Linked DNA regions of Homo sapiens: region 2 is linked to region 1. Evidence: chromatin contacts called from ENCODE Hi-C or POLR2A ChIA-PET data. All regions are on one chromosome and are shown on one strand. The core of a region is the stretch at or near the end of the contact, and the rest is flanking DNA. Distances in the headings are between cores, read along the strand shown. Region 1 holds the start of CA5BP1-CA5B (CA5BP1-CA5B readthrough). Region 2 has its middle 49 kb from the start of AP1S2.

Region 1 (6,508 bases), core at 2,743-5,242:
GAGAGCATCAGTGTAGATGCATCTGAAAAGCCAAGTTGGGTTCTGATCTTAGAGGTCAGAGAGTCTGGATTCTCCAACAATGGTCCTGAGAGGCTAATGAAGATTTCAATGTGGGAATGGGTTCATTGTAAATGACACAGAGAAGGACAATGGGAGATGGGAAGGACATTCCCTGACAGTGAGTTTCCAATGTGCCCTTTATTTACTAATCACAGGCTGTTGGACTGGCAGCCCACTACGTGCCCATGACTACAAAAAACAGGAAATTATTTTTCATTGGCCATCTTAATAAAAAGATAAATGAGCTTATTTTAATAATAATTTTAGAATATAGAACAGATGATGTTACAATCTTTTGGTATGCTTAATTTTATGCGCGCACACACACACACACACACACACACACACACACACACACAATTTCCAGTATCCTTGGTAAGCAAGAAACTCTATAATGTGGAATATTTTTGTCTCCATCACATATATCCCCTTTTTAAGATGAGAAATCATATTAAGCAAGGATATTTGAAAAGCTCATCAAATTTTGTAGGTTAATCAGTAGCCATAATCATTATGAACTTTGTCTTATTCTTCACAAGTTAACATTTTTCTACTTCAGAGAAAGTTAATCACTACCGTTTGGAAATAAAAATTAATTCAGATCAACTGAGTGAGTGTAATTCTGCCAACTTTATGCTCCTAAAGTAGCAATTTAAAGGACAGTTTCTTAAATGGGAAAAAAAAAGTATGTGTGTCTGTGTGTTTCATCTTGTGCATGGAGACCAATGCTTTATAATGGGTCTCATGTAGTTAAAGCAAGACATTTCTTTTACAGGTTTAGCTGGTTCCACTGTTGCTCAGGTGTAAGAGTTTTCTCATGATTTGGCAAGTCAATTTTCTCTTTTTACTAGGCTAACAGTATTGCAGCCATGGTCTATGAAATAGTATTTTCCATCCTTAATCATCAATTTGCCCACCAGTTGGAGGTCACCTAGTCACATTTAGCCCTGACAACAGGTACTTCTTTTGCCAACCTCTATAAAGGGTGTGGGGGCGGGGGCGGGATCAGACCACATAACTTTTAGGTTATATGCTCTCATTAATATTAAAGACATATGAATTAATCAATATCTCAGAATTTCTGATCCTACGTTTCGGCCAGTGATGACCCTGAACCCTCTACTGTCTGAAATTCATCAAAAGTCTTATGAGAAATGTTTTTGTGGACTGCCTAAAAGATGTGCACAAGAGATCCCTATTACTACAAATCAGAGATGACAGGTTGTTTGCAGCCATTTGCTCATCCCACACCCATGACAAACATTTTTTATCTATTTCAGAACTTTTTCCTTCTGTGCATGGACTCAGCCACCCCAACTGAGCTATTCAGTCCACTAATATGAATAAATGGGAGTTGACATGTGAGTTGAAACTTATGTGCCATTATGGGGAAAGATTATCTAAATGCTACCCTGAATTAAACCAGACCATTGTGGGGCTGTGTACTCAGTCGAACAGGAAATTTTGGATGGTTCATGAAATTGATTCAGTGCCCTGTGCTTTGTGATTATGCCAACAGTTTCCATTGAGGGAATGTGGGTGTAACAACTTATGACACTTATTTCCCACGTAGCTCACAGCGTCATCATGATGAGGAACTGGGATTTGCCTTGGGGCTAAAAATTATTTTTAAAAAAACAAACAGTGCTTCTCAAAAGCAAACAAAATCCTGATTGATTGGTTTTTATGAACACCGTAAAACTTTAAAATACTTGTTATCTCCTGTTTTCTATGGAAGCTTAGAGTGAGATCTCTTGCCCACCTTCAAAAACTGTTCTGGATCTGAAAGTGTGCATACTTGAGTGTTAATCTTACCATTGGCTACATTATTTATTCTCCCTCCATGAATTTCCCCTCTGGTTCCTTAAACTATAATACTTACTTTATACAGTGTTGCCTATATTTTGGTACGCGGCCTCAAATCATCTGGGAGAAAATAATGCTATAAAAATCAATGCAGTAATTTACACAGGCTGCACTTGATCCCATTTCCGGTGTGTTTAATTTTTCATGCAAAAAATGATTAGCATTGGCAACATTTTATATAAATGAGATAGAGTTCTCAGAGCCAGGGTGAGCTTAATAAAAAATGTTTTGTTGAAAATTGTCTTTTACTCTGTGCTCCTTGTAGCTCAATATTGTGAAAGTTCCCACTGTCTTCAAAGCAGAAATGGATGGAAGGTGGGAAGAGAAAGGAACTTTTACACTTTATATGTGATCATAAAATCTTGATTACTGGCATATGTAGAAGTGTATATAGTAAATCTCACTGCCATGGAGGGAAAAATTGTAATCCTCTATACAAGTGAAAAGGGAATACTTTAAATGAAGATTGAGAATTTATTGTGAAGGGAGCTGTACTAACTGCTATGTAAGTGGCTTCCTATGTTTGCTGCCCCAAAATACTCCTGCTAATTAGAACAACAAACCAGCACTTATCAAGTCCTTTTCCACCTATCAACTCCTTTATTACACCATCTTTAATTTTCTCAATTCTTGTGCCATCTAAACTTGAGTTGGGGAAGCTCAGTCTGTGATCTCTTTGACTCTTGTCTTATTTCTTACTGGAACATAGTACTTGATAAATCTGTCTTGAATGAATGAATGAATGAATGGCTAATGGAAAGTGTCCATCCTCTAAGAATGTCCGTTCAGAAATTTCTGGACAGAAAAGCTGGTAATAACCTCCTCACTTTTTTCCTGTGAACCCAGAATTGCGAATGGAGGGAGTAAAAAAGCGTAATCTTGGAGCAGGGGGCTGCAAACAGAGGTCTGAATGTGGTGGTGTCTAGACAGGACCTAGAGAGCATTAGGGCACCAAGTGCCTAGGAAAAGTCATCAGGAGGACACATCAGGAAGTAGAGGAGTGTGCTTACTCCATGTATCTCCCTAGCATTTAAAGTCCGCTGACTTTAAATGGGCTGGAAGGAACACGGTTCCAGTTTATCTCCATATCGGGTTAAAGGACATGAAACCTAGCTAGAAGGAACATTGCTCCACCACTGGCCCATCAGTTCTGTTTCCTACTCGGTTTTTGCTTAACGAGTTGTGGTGTTTAGAGTTGGGAGATACATGGAGAAAGTCACTTTTTAGGAGAGGATCAGAGATCCGCAGGCTCATTTCACTCTATAAATGCCGCGGACATCTGGTTCCAGGACCTGGACAGTCCTCTCTGGAGACTGGTGGGCCCCTCCAACACCTCCGTGGCTTCCCGGGATCAAGTATCGCACCTAAAAGGAGCGCAGAGAGCGTGCAACTGGCGGGAGAGGCGTGACCAGAGTGGAACCAAAAGTGGGTGGCCTGGGAACCTAACGCGTGACCAGAAGTGAAGGTAGGTAAGTGCGCATGCGCAGGATGCGAGTGGCCAATGAGGACCACAAGGTTGTAGCGTGTGGCCTGAGAGGACGGCCAGGACTGGCCAGAAAAGAGAGGTGTGGAATGCAGTAAGAAAAGTGACGCGGACCAGAGGGGTCTTGCCTGTTCCGAGAGAATGGAAGGGGTTAGCCACGGTGGGAACGGCCACGGCGGGAACGGCCCCGCCAGTGAGGAGCGCAGGCAGCAAGGCTTAGCGGAAGAGGCGTGACCCAGGCGTACCGCAGGGGCGTGGCCCGAACGAGCTGACTTTAGCCCTTACGTGAAAGGCGTGGCGTAGTCGCAAGGGTGTAAAAAAGAAATTCGAATTCGCGGGACGGTCGGCCTCAGGCGGAGTAGGGACGTGAGCCCAAGGGAGGGAGGTGGGGTAGGCAGACTAGTTGTGACTGGATGATCACTGGGCGAAGGGTGGAAAAGTGGCCACAGATGGAAAGGCGGGCTGCGGAGTAGTGACCGGCAAGGGAGGTGGCGCGAAAAGGGAAGTAGGGACATGACGTAGTTGGAACGCAGAGACGTGCCTCGAACGTGGGGGGCGCGGTCCTTACGTGTGGGCGTGCCTTGTTGCTCTGAGGGGCGTAACAAAGATGGTGGAGCAGGCGGAGGGCAGAGGCGTCGGCAAGTTAGCGTGCAGGCGCGTGGCAGCGACAGGAGATGTGTAGCCAGAGCGCAGAGCAGGTGTGGACTCCGGCGCTGGGGAAGCGTGGCCAGGGCGAGATTTCAGCCTGGGTCGGGGACAGAATGGGGACTGATAGGGGCGTAACCTGGAATGACGAAATGACGTTTGCTGCGTAGGGACGTGGCTAAACGTGAGGGGGCGTGGCCAAGATGGCCGCGTGCGGGATCCTCGGGTACCGGGAGCGAACGAGGAGGTTCTGGCTCAGGTAAGTCGTTCGGGTAAGGGCGGGCGGCAGTAAGGAGCGTGGGCAGCAGCAGGGCGTGGTCTGCTTGAGAGGGCAGGAACTGTGCCACTTGCCGCAAACATGACCGCGTGCCGCTATCGGCCCTGGAGCCAGAGAAGCTTTTGGTGCGGCGAGGTTGGCCGGGGCCCTGGCGGGGCTTCTCTGAGGAATGGGAGTGGGAGGCTGGCGGCGGGGAAATAGCCACTTCCCCACTCTAGCCCTCTTTCTCCGCTATGGGGATCACCAGACATCCTTTTAGGATTCTGTCTATTAAAAAGTAGAACAGCTTTCCCAGAGACATTGCGGGATGAGAGGAGTGTCCAGAAACCAAGGAGCAGCAAGCTGGGACTCCCTCGGGTCTGCATTGTTGATATTCCCACCTGACTATGCTAGGGGCTATGGACAGACACAGCCACCCCAGAGTAGATCAAAAGCACAGTTGTGTCCCTTGGACAAATCTGAGTTTTTCTGTTGTGCCTTGCCCCAGAGCCGGAGGAGAGGAACCTCCAAAATGCAGACATTCTTGGTGGCTGGGATTCTGTGTGATATTCAGCGTTAAATGCTGCTGCTCTGAGGCTGCTGGAAACGCGTTAGTATTAATATCTGTGTACTTCTCTCACATTTACTTTTGCTGGAAAAGCTTGGGAAATGACTTAACGAAGATGCGTAAACCTTAATTTGTTTATATGCTCCTTATTAGCCACTGAATACCACATTGCTTTCTGCTTCCCCTTCTTCTTTACTGATAATCTGACCATTTCCACTATGCACTTTGAAAGTCTTGCTGGAGTATGGAGAATAGTCAGAAATCTCTGGTAAGATGCTGCCCCGCGCATCTCTCAGAGGAGTCACTATTCATAGCCTGCATCAGAGTTCACAATGAACCAAAGTTCACCCCACCTCCCCTGTCTTCAGGGACTTAGTGAAAAGCTGCACTGTTCTTGAATATTTTGGAAATGAAAAACTTTCTGGGCTATTTTAAATCAGTACCTGGGCTGGAATTAACCGAAAGGCGAAACAGCAAGGGCACCATTCTCTGTGCCTATACGTAGCTGCCCTGTGCTTGGAACCAAGCAAAAAGGCTGCCACTGCTCACAGTTGCAATGGAATAAAGGTTGAGTGCCTTGTGATTGCATATGAATATTAAGGAAATCTGATGGAAAGAGGGAAATTCATCATGTCACTGGCCACACTGGGGCAGTTAGTTGCAACACACAAATCAGGTATAATATATTTTGAAACCTTTGGCAACCTCAGATTGGGATCACACTCTCAAGGAAGAAGTGAGTGAGAGGAGGAAGCTAAGCTTTCTTAAGACATAGCAGCGTAATCTCTAATTTAAGTTTCAGGAAATTGCAAAAGGCAGGCTTCCTTTTGAAATCAGGAGTTGAGAAAATGAAGAGTCAATCTGATGCCAATCAAGGAATTTTTCAATATAATTGTAACCTTTTGTTAGTACTTTTCCTGTCTCTTTCGCATAAGTTGCTTAATCAGGCAGAGTTCAAGCTATGAGGCATTTAATAAATACATTACTTATGAATGACATTTAAAGACTTTTAGAATCTTTTCTTTTTTCACACATTTCTAAGGCTGCAAAACAACAGAAAAAGAACATGTTAGTAATATCCAAGGCATACATGAATAATCAGTGACAGCAAAGGATGTGTAGCACAGAAGGCTTAGCTCTCCTAGGCGGTATCCAGCCACACACTGGTAATTGTTGAAATGGAGTATTGGATATATAGATGATTTATTCTCACCATTTTTTTGTACAAGTTTGAAGTTTGCCCTAATAAGGGGAAAACAGATTCTAAATTCAGTTGACCCATGGACTATTGCTGTTTAAACCTGCTAAGTGAATTCAGATAGTGAAGTTATTTAAAAACCAGATGCTCTTACCTGGCTGCAGGAACTATCAAGATAAGATATTGAAAGCTTATTGGCAGTCTGTCTTTTAAATCCTGAGCCAGACTTTTTTACATGGCTTCAACAAGGTGATTTTTCATCTCCTTAGACATTTTGACATACACACTCCCACTAAAAACTGTATTTACACAAACACAGATAAAACTAAACAAAAGTGATTTTAACTTTGGTTTGAGAATTGTCAGCACCTTTTAGGCAACGCAGACATACTTTAGGTGTCACTGGCTGTTACGAGTTCAATTGCACCCTCC
Region 2 (6,508 bases), core at 1,540-4,039, 230 kb after region 1:
AAATTGACCAAAATAAAGGGGCTACAGGCCCCATGCAAGTCTGAAATCCAGTGAGGCAGTCAAATCTTAAAGCTCCAAAATGATCTTCTTTGACTCCATGTCTCACATCTAGGTCACGCTGATGCTAGAGGTAGGTTCCCATGGTCTTGGGCAGCTCCACCTCTGTGGCTTTGCAGGGTACGCCCTCCCTCCTGGCTGATTTCATGGGCTGGCATTGAGTGTCTGTGGCTTTTCCAGGCACATGGTGCAAGCTGGCAGTGGATCTACCATCCTGGAGTCTGGAGGACAGTAGCCCTCATCTTACAGCTCCACTTGGCAGTGCCCCAGTAGGGACTCTGTGTGGGGGCTCTGGCCCCACATTTTCCTTCTGCACTGCCCTGGCAGAAGTTCTCCATGAGGGTCCTGCCCCTGCAGCAAACTTCTGCCTGGACATCCAGGCATTTCCATACATCCTCTAAAATCTAGGTGGAGGTTCCCAAACCCCAATTCTTGACTTCTGTGCACTCACAGGCTCAACACCATGTGGAAGCTGCCAAGGCTTGGGGCTTCCACCCTCTGAAGCCACAGCCCAAGCTCTACATTAGCTCCTTTCAGCCATGGCTGGACTGGCTGGGATGCAGGGCACCAAGTCTTTAGGCTACACACAGCAGGGAGTGCTGGGCTGGGCCCATGAAACCACTTTGCCTCATAGGCCTCCAGGCCTGTGATGGGAGGGGCTGTCATGAAGACCTCTGACATGCCCTGGAGACATTTTTCCATTGTCTTGGGGATTAACATTCAGCTCCTCGTTATTTATGCAAATTTCTGCAGCCAGCTTGAATCTCTCCTCAGAAAATGGGATTTTCTTTTCTATAGCATTGACAGGCTGCAAATTTTCTGAACTTTTATGCTTTGCTTCTCTTATAAAACTGAATGCCTTTAACAGCATCCAAGTCACCTCTTGAATGCTTTGCTGCTTGGAAATTTCTTCCACCAGATACCCTAAATCATCTCTCTCAAGTCCACAGTTCCACAAATCTCTAGGGCAGGAGCAAAATGCCAGCAGTCTCTTTGCTAAAACATAACAAGAGTCACCTTTGCTCCAGTTCCCAACACATTCCTCATTTTCATCTGAGACCACTTCAGCCTGGACTTTATTGTCCATATCACTGTTATCACTGTTAGCATTTTGGGCAAAGCCATTCAACAAGTCTCTAGGAAGTTCCAAAGTTTTCCACATTTTCCTGTCTTCTTCTGAGCCCTCCAAACTGTTCCAACCCCTGCCTGTTACCCAGTTCCAAAGTCATTTCCACATTTTCAGATATCTACAGCAGTGCCTTACTCTACTGCTACCAATTTACTATATTAGTCTGTTCTCATGCTGCTGATAAAGACATACCCGAGACTGGGCAATTTAAAAAAGAAAGAGGTTTAATGGACTTACAGTTCCACGTGGCTGGGGAGGCCTCACAGTCATGGCAGAAGGCAAGGAGGAGCAAATCACATCTTATATGGATGGCAGCAGGCAAAGAGAGAGCTTGTGCAGGGAATTTCCCCCTGATAAAACCATCAGATCTCATGAGACTTATTCACTACCATGAGAACAGCACAGGAAAGACCTGCCTCCATGGTTCAATTACCTCCCGCCAGGTCCCTCCCACAACACGTGAGAATTCAAGTTGAGATTTGGATGGGGACACAGCCAAACCATATCACCTTATATGTGTAATATAATCTTTTAATTGTATGAAGTAATTCGTGGTAGTTTGGGTTTTTGTTTCATTTATTCATTTGAGACAGGCTCTTGCTCTATCATTCAGGCTGGAGTGCAGTGGTGTGATCACTGCATACTGCAGCCTGGACCTCCTAGGCTCAAGCGATCCTCCCACCTCAGCCTCCCAAGTAGCTGGGACTACAAGTGCACACCATCATGCCCAGCTAATTTTTGTATTTTTTGTAGAGATGGGGTCTTGCCATGTTGCCCAGGTTGGTCTTGAACTCCCAGGCTCAAGCCATCTACCCGTCTCAGCCTCCCAAAGTACTGGGATTACAGGTGTGAGCCACTGCACATGGCTCATTTTGTTTTTATAATTATTATTATCATCATTATTATTATTTTTGAGATGGAGTCCTGCTCTGTCACCTCCGCTGGAGTGCAGTGGTGCAATCTCGGCTCACTGCAACCTCCACCTCCTGGGTTCAAGCAATTCTCTTGGCTCAGCCTCCCCAGTAACTGGGATTACAGGCACACACCACCATGCCCAGCTAATTTTTTTGTATTTTTAGTAGAGACGGGGTTTCGCCATGTTGGCCAGGCTGGTCTTGAACCCCTGACCTCAGGTGATCTACCTGCCTCAGCCTCCCAAAGTGCTGGGATTACAGGCGTGAGCCACTGTGCCCTGCCATAAATATTATCTTTAATTCAGTTTTGTTCACTATTTACTGGCTGTTGATGTACCCTTGTAAATTACTCTGATTTACTGCATAACAAAGTGAGCTTTTTTATTTAGTCATTCTAACATAAAATTTTTTATCATGCTGTGCTTTTTCACAAATATGTAATTGACAAATGCAAGTTGTATATATTCAAAGTGTGTTTTACTTTTCTTTAATGGATGGTAAAGACAGTAAAAGCTAAGAGAGAGATTAGCATTGGCAGGATTTCCATAGCAGAGCCCTTCAGGAGGAAGTGAGACTTTTGTTGGGTCTTCAAAGGGAGAAGTCACATAATCTTTGAAAGTGGAAATGGACGTTAGAGTTCATCTGCCCCACCTCTTCCTTTAGCAGATGAAGAAATAGAAATCTAGGGAAGTACCGTTTTCAAAAAAGGCTTTAATAAAGTTTCAACATTATCAGACCAACCGCAAGGTAATTGTAAGAGGAGAACCCCATGGCCCTACAATTGCAGGTTGTTTCTTTTTCTAGGTCTTTGCCTCTCTGCTCAGTGTATGCTCCCAGTACTATTCAAAGGGCCCTGAGTGGGTGGTTCAGATGCTGTTAGTCACTGACAGGGATGAGCGGACAGGAACCTCAGATCTCTCCTCTTCCCCTCTTGACCCCAGCAGGTGTTGCCTGTAGCCTATTAGATTACATCTGGGGCAGTGCGGTGCCAGCTGATGTACTGTCTGTTGTGGTTTATGCCTGGGGCTATGGTCCACCATATCCAAAGAGTACCAAGTGCTTAGAAATGGTACATACTATTCACTTCATCCTTAAAGAGCTGCTTCTCTTTATCATACAATTCGCATTTAGGAGGCAATTTGTTTGATAATAATAATAATACTAGTAAGTAACTCTCTTACTAGTCTTAACAGTGACTAGTAAGAGAATTATAATTCCCTCTCCCACCCCCAATCCCCACCATTTGTTAAAAAATAAAAGATGAAAGGGAGACTCAGATAAGTTAGCTTGCCCAAGGTCACGTCTTCCAAAATGGCAGAGTCAGGTTCTACCTCAGACACCTGGCTCCAAAATATGTGCTGTTTTCACTATAACTCACTAACTGTGAACTGTTATCTTTGTCATTTTGTTTAATCCTGTTTTCCTCTGTCATGAATTGGCAATTAATTTATAGTAATTTTTTTATGGTATTAGCAGTTCACTGAAAATAAGGTTGCCAGATTAAACACTAAGCAATATTTGGAACATTTTTTTTTGTTTGTTTGTTTGGCAGAGTCTCACTCTATCTCCCAGGCCAGAGTGCAGTGGAGCAATCGTAGGTCACTATAACTTCAAACTCCTGGGCTCAAGTGGTTCTCCCACTTCAGCCTCCTGAGTAGCTGGGACTACAGGTGTGCACCACCACACCTGCCTAATTTTCATTTTATTTTTTTGTTGAGACAGGGTCTTGCTATGTTACCCAGGCTGGTCTCAAACTCCTGGGCTCAAACGATCCTCCTGCCTTGGCCTCCCAAAGTGCTGGGATTACAGGCATGAGTCACAGTGCCCAGCCTGGAACATGTTTATACTAAAAAATTATTTGTTGTTTATCTGAAATTCAAATTTAACTGGGCAACCTCTATTTTTAATTTGCTAAACCTGGCAAACCAAACCAAAAATCTTTGAAAAAATATTATTTCTAGTGAGGTTATCCCCCTCATAAGGTAGAGAAACACATGGAATAGGTTGGTTACTGAGTGAAGACCTTAAATAAGTCTTCTCAAGTCTTAACGAGGGTTAAGGATTTGCCCCCTCCACCCACCAAGGGAATTTGGCAATGTGTGAAGATGTTTTTGGCATCCTGACTGGAGAGGGGTGGTGCTACTGGCATCTAATGGGTAGAGGCCAGGGATGCTGCCAAACATCCTACAATGCACAGGACAACTCCACAACAAAGAATGATCTGATCCAAAATGACAATCGTACCAAAGTTAAGTGACCTTGCCTTAAAATTTTCGCTGGTCAACCAGTAAAGAGAATTCTAACTTAAATTTTCCTTAAAAATCACTTAGTATAAAAAAAGTCACTTATTTATACTAACATAGTATACATCCAGAAGTACTATATATATAACATTAAATATATAATATTAAATATACATATACATATTTAATCCCTTTGAGGCTAGCAATACATTTCCATATAAAGATTTGTCTTTTTCTATTTCCCAGTAATATAATGCTAAAGCTGTTTATTTATCTGGACTAGTTAATTCACAATTATGGATGCTGGTAGCAGCAAAAGTTGACTCAATTTTTAAAAAATACCTTAGCATTTATGACCATAGACTATTGATTTCAGATTTGAGTCTTTACTTGTCTTTAATTATGTTCATTGAATAATGTTCTTGTACTAAGGGCAGGCTTAGAAATAGTGGTCTTGGGAAGCAACCTAGATATCAGGTTGAGCCATATGGTGGTCAAAACTGGTTGAATACTGGCAATTTAATGTGGTTTGACCTGATGTATGCTGTGCAGTTAGATGGCACAAAATGAAAATGAGCTTTAATCCAATCCATGCTTCGAATCACAGTTAGAGCCTTCGTTGGTCCCCAGAGCTGCTGTAGCTTTTGGTCCTGGGTTAGAACTTTTGCTGAGCAGTTGGAGAGGCCGTTTTAATTTTTTGTTTTAATTATTAATGGAATTTGGGAAACTGTCTTTCAGCTCTTTGCAGCGCCAGCCTTTTTCTCCTTTATCTGCATCCACGCATTTCACTGAAGTTGGTCATATAGAACTTGGGCCCCCAGGTGCACAAAATGTGCCCAAGCCTTTAATAGCAAGTAAGTCAACCAGTAAAGAGAATTTTAACTTCAATTTGTGGCCTTTAAAAAGTTGTATCCAGATTTATCTCAGGGTCCTGAAGTAAGAAAAGGAATAGTATATTATAAATGTATTTCTTTTAAGGAGCCCCTAGAGGTAGGGGACACAAGAGAAATGCCAACTGCCCCTTGTTCAACACTCTTGAAGATAAATATTTGCTACATTTTAGTGTAATAGATTTATAAAAAGAAACTTCTGTTTTTTTTAAAAAAAAGACTAAAGACAACATATACTAAAATGATTTGAATTTTACAGATGATACCCTGCTAATATTTTTAGTTCAGCACCATCTGTTTATCTGAAATTAAATTTCTAGCAAATGGTCATGCCAGGAGATGCTGTTTTTATTTTTATGTGCAGCTGAAACAGAGAATAATAAAAATCTGCTTGAGTTGAAGAAATATGTTCATAAAATGTTTCTTTTTTAATCTGAGTTGGCTGAGAAAATGACTTTTTAATCTAGTGGCAGCTGCTTTCATTTGGCTGGTTTTCAGTCTAAATAGTTTATGTTGGAGACAGATCATTTGTTTTATATTTGGATGTAGTATAATAAACAGTGTCTTTTGAGCTATGAGGAAGACCCAGATATCACAAATATCTTATTATCCCTATTAGCCTATCTTTCTAATTATTTCTTGTTTCTTTAACCAACACAAGTGGCATGCAATAGGTCTGTAAATTGAAAGTACAAGTGGCAAATTGCATATCACCCGATTGCTGTGTTATTTTTATTCAACTCTAAGAAAGTTACATCTTGCACATTAATTGGTGTTTGTTTACAGGAGGGAAAAACGATGCTTTTGAAAATATGACTCAGTGGAAACACTTCTCATCACACTGGCTTGCAAATAGAATCACTGCACTCCCTTTGGGTACTACGGGTGATTCCACTGGGCGTGCGGAATTCTTCCCAACAGAGTGTTAATTAAAGAGAGCCACCTCTTGGCACCTCTCTCACTCCAGCTACACTTCACAATCCTCCAGGCACCTCTTTAATCAACAACATGTGTTGAATATCTACATTTAGTGTGAGGCACTGCAGCTACCACCCTGATTTCAAAGGCAGTGGCAAGGACAGGTTTTATTGCATTACTTCAAAGTCAGGGCACCTAAACCTACATTAGAAATGCCATTAATACCTGTCATTGATGTGGAATAATGGAAACTTTCCAAGTAAAGCATGAATTTCATAGAAGAGGGAGATCTTGCCTTTGCACCCCAGCACTTTGCTCATAGGTCTCATTATGTTTATCTAATAAAACCACTTTTCT

What was found. A loop is a pair of places that touch in the nucleus more often than their neighbours do. ChIA-PET counts read pairs that join two places held with the same protein, here RNA polymerase II (POLR2A). Pooled maps may share reads with other maps.
Region 2: a map with no recorded cell type shows a loop between it and region 1 (11-fold over the local background). The contact joins the enhancer-like site here to the promoter of CA5BP1-CA5B in region 1. A Hi-C loop is called at or near these places in 4 of 37 single-sample maps with no recorded cell type and 5 of 50 pooled maps. POLR2A ChIA-PET finds 5 or more read pairs at or near these places in 1 of 52 experiments (GM10248).

The regions. Positions count from the first base shown.
Region 1 is chrX:15,671,466-15,677,973 of GRCh38, forward strand. It overlaps CA5BP1-CA5B (CA5BP1-CA5B readthrough), which reads left to right and starts at 3,993. Exons shown (of 12, transcript NR_160544.1): 1 at 3,993-4,313. It also overlaps a transcript of CLTRN not described here and the pseudogene CA5BP1. RefSeq lists enhancers at 2,922-3,425, 3,658-4,276, 3,949-4,068.
Region 2 is chrX:15,900,567-15,907,074 of GRCh38, forward strand. No RefSeq gene overlaps it. Among named protein-coding and RNA genes, the nearest start is that of AP1S2, 49 kb to the left of the region's middle. Within about 2 kb of position 2,790, at least 4 of the 41 ENCODE cell types and tissues checked have a DNase peak (open chromatin) inside an H3K27ac peak, as active enhancers do.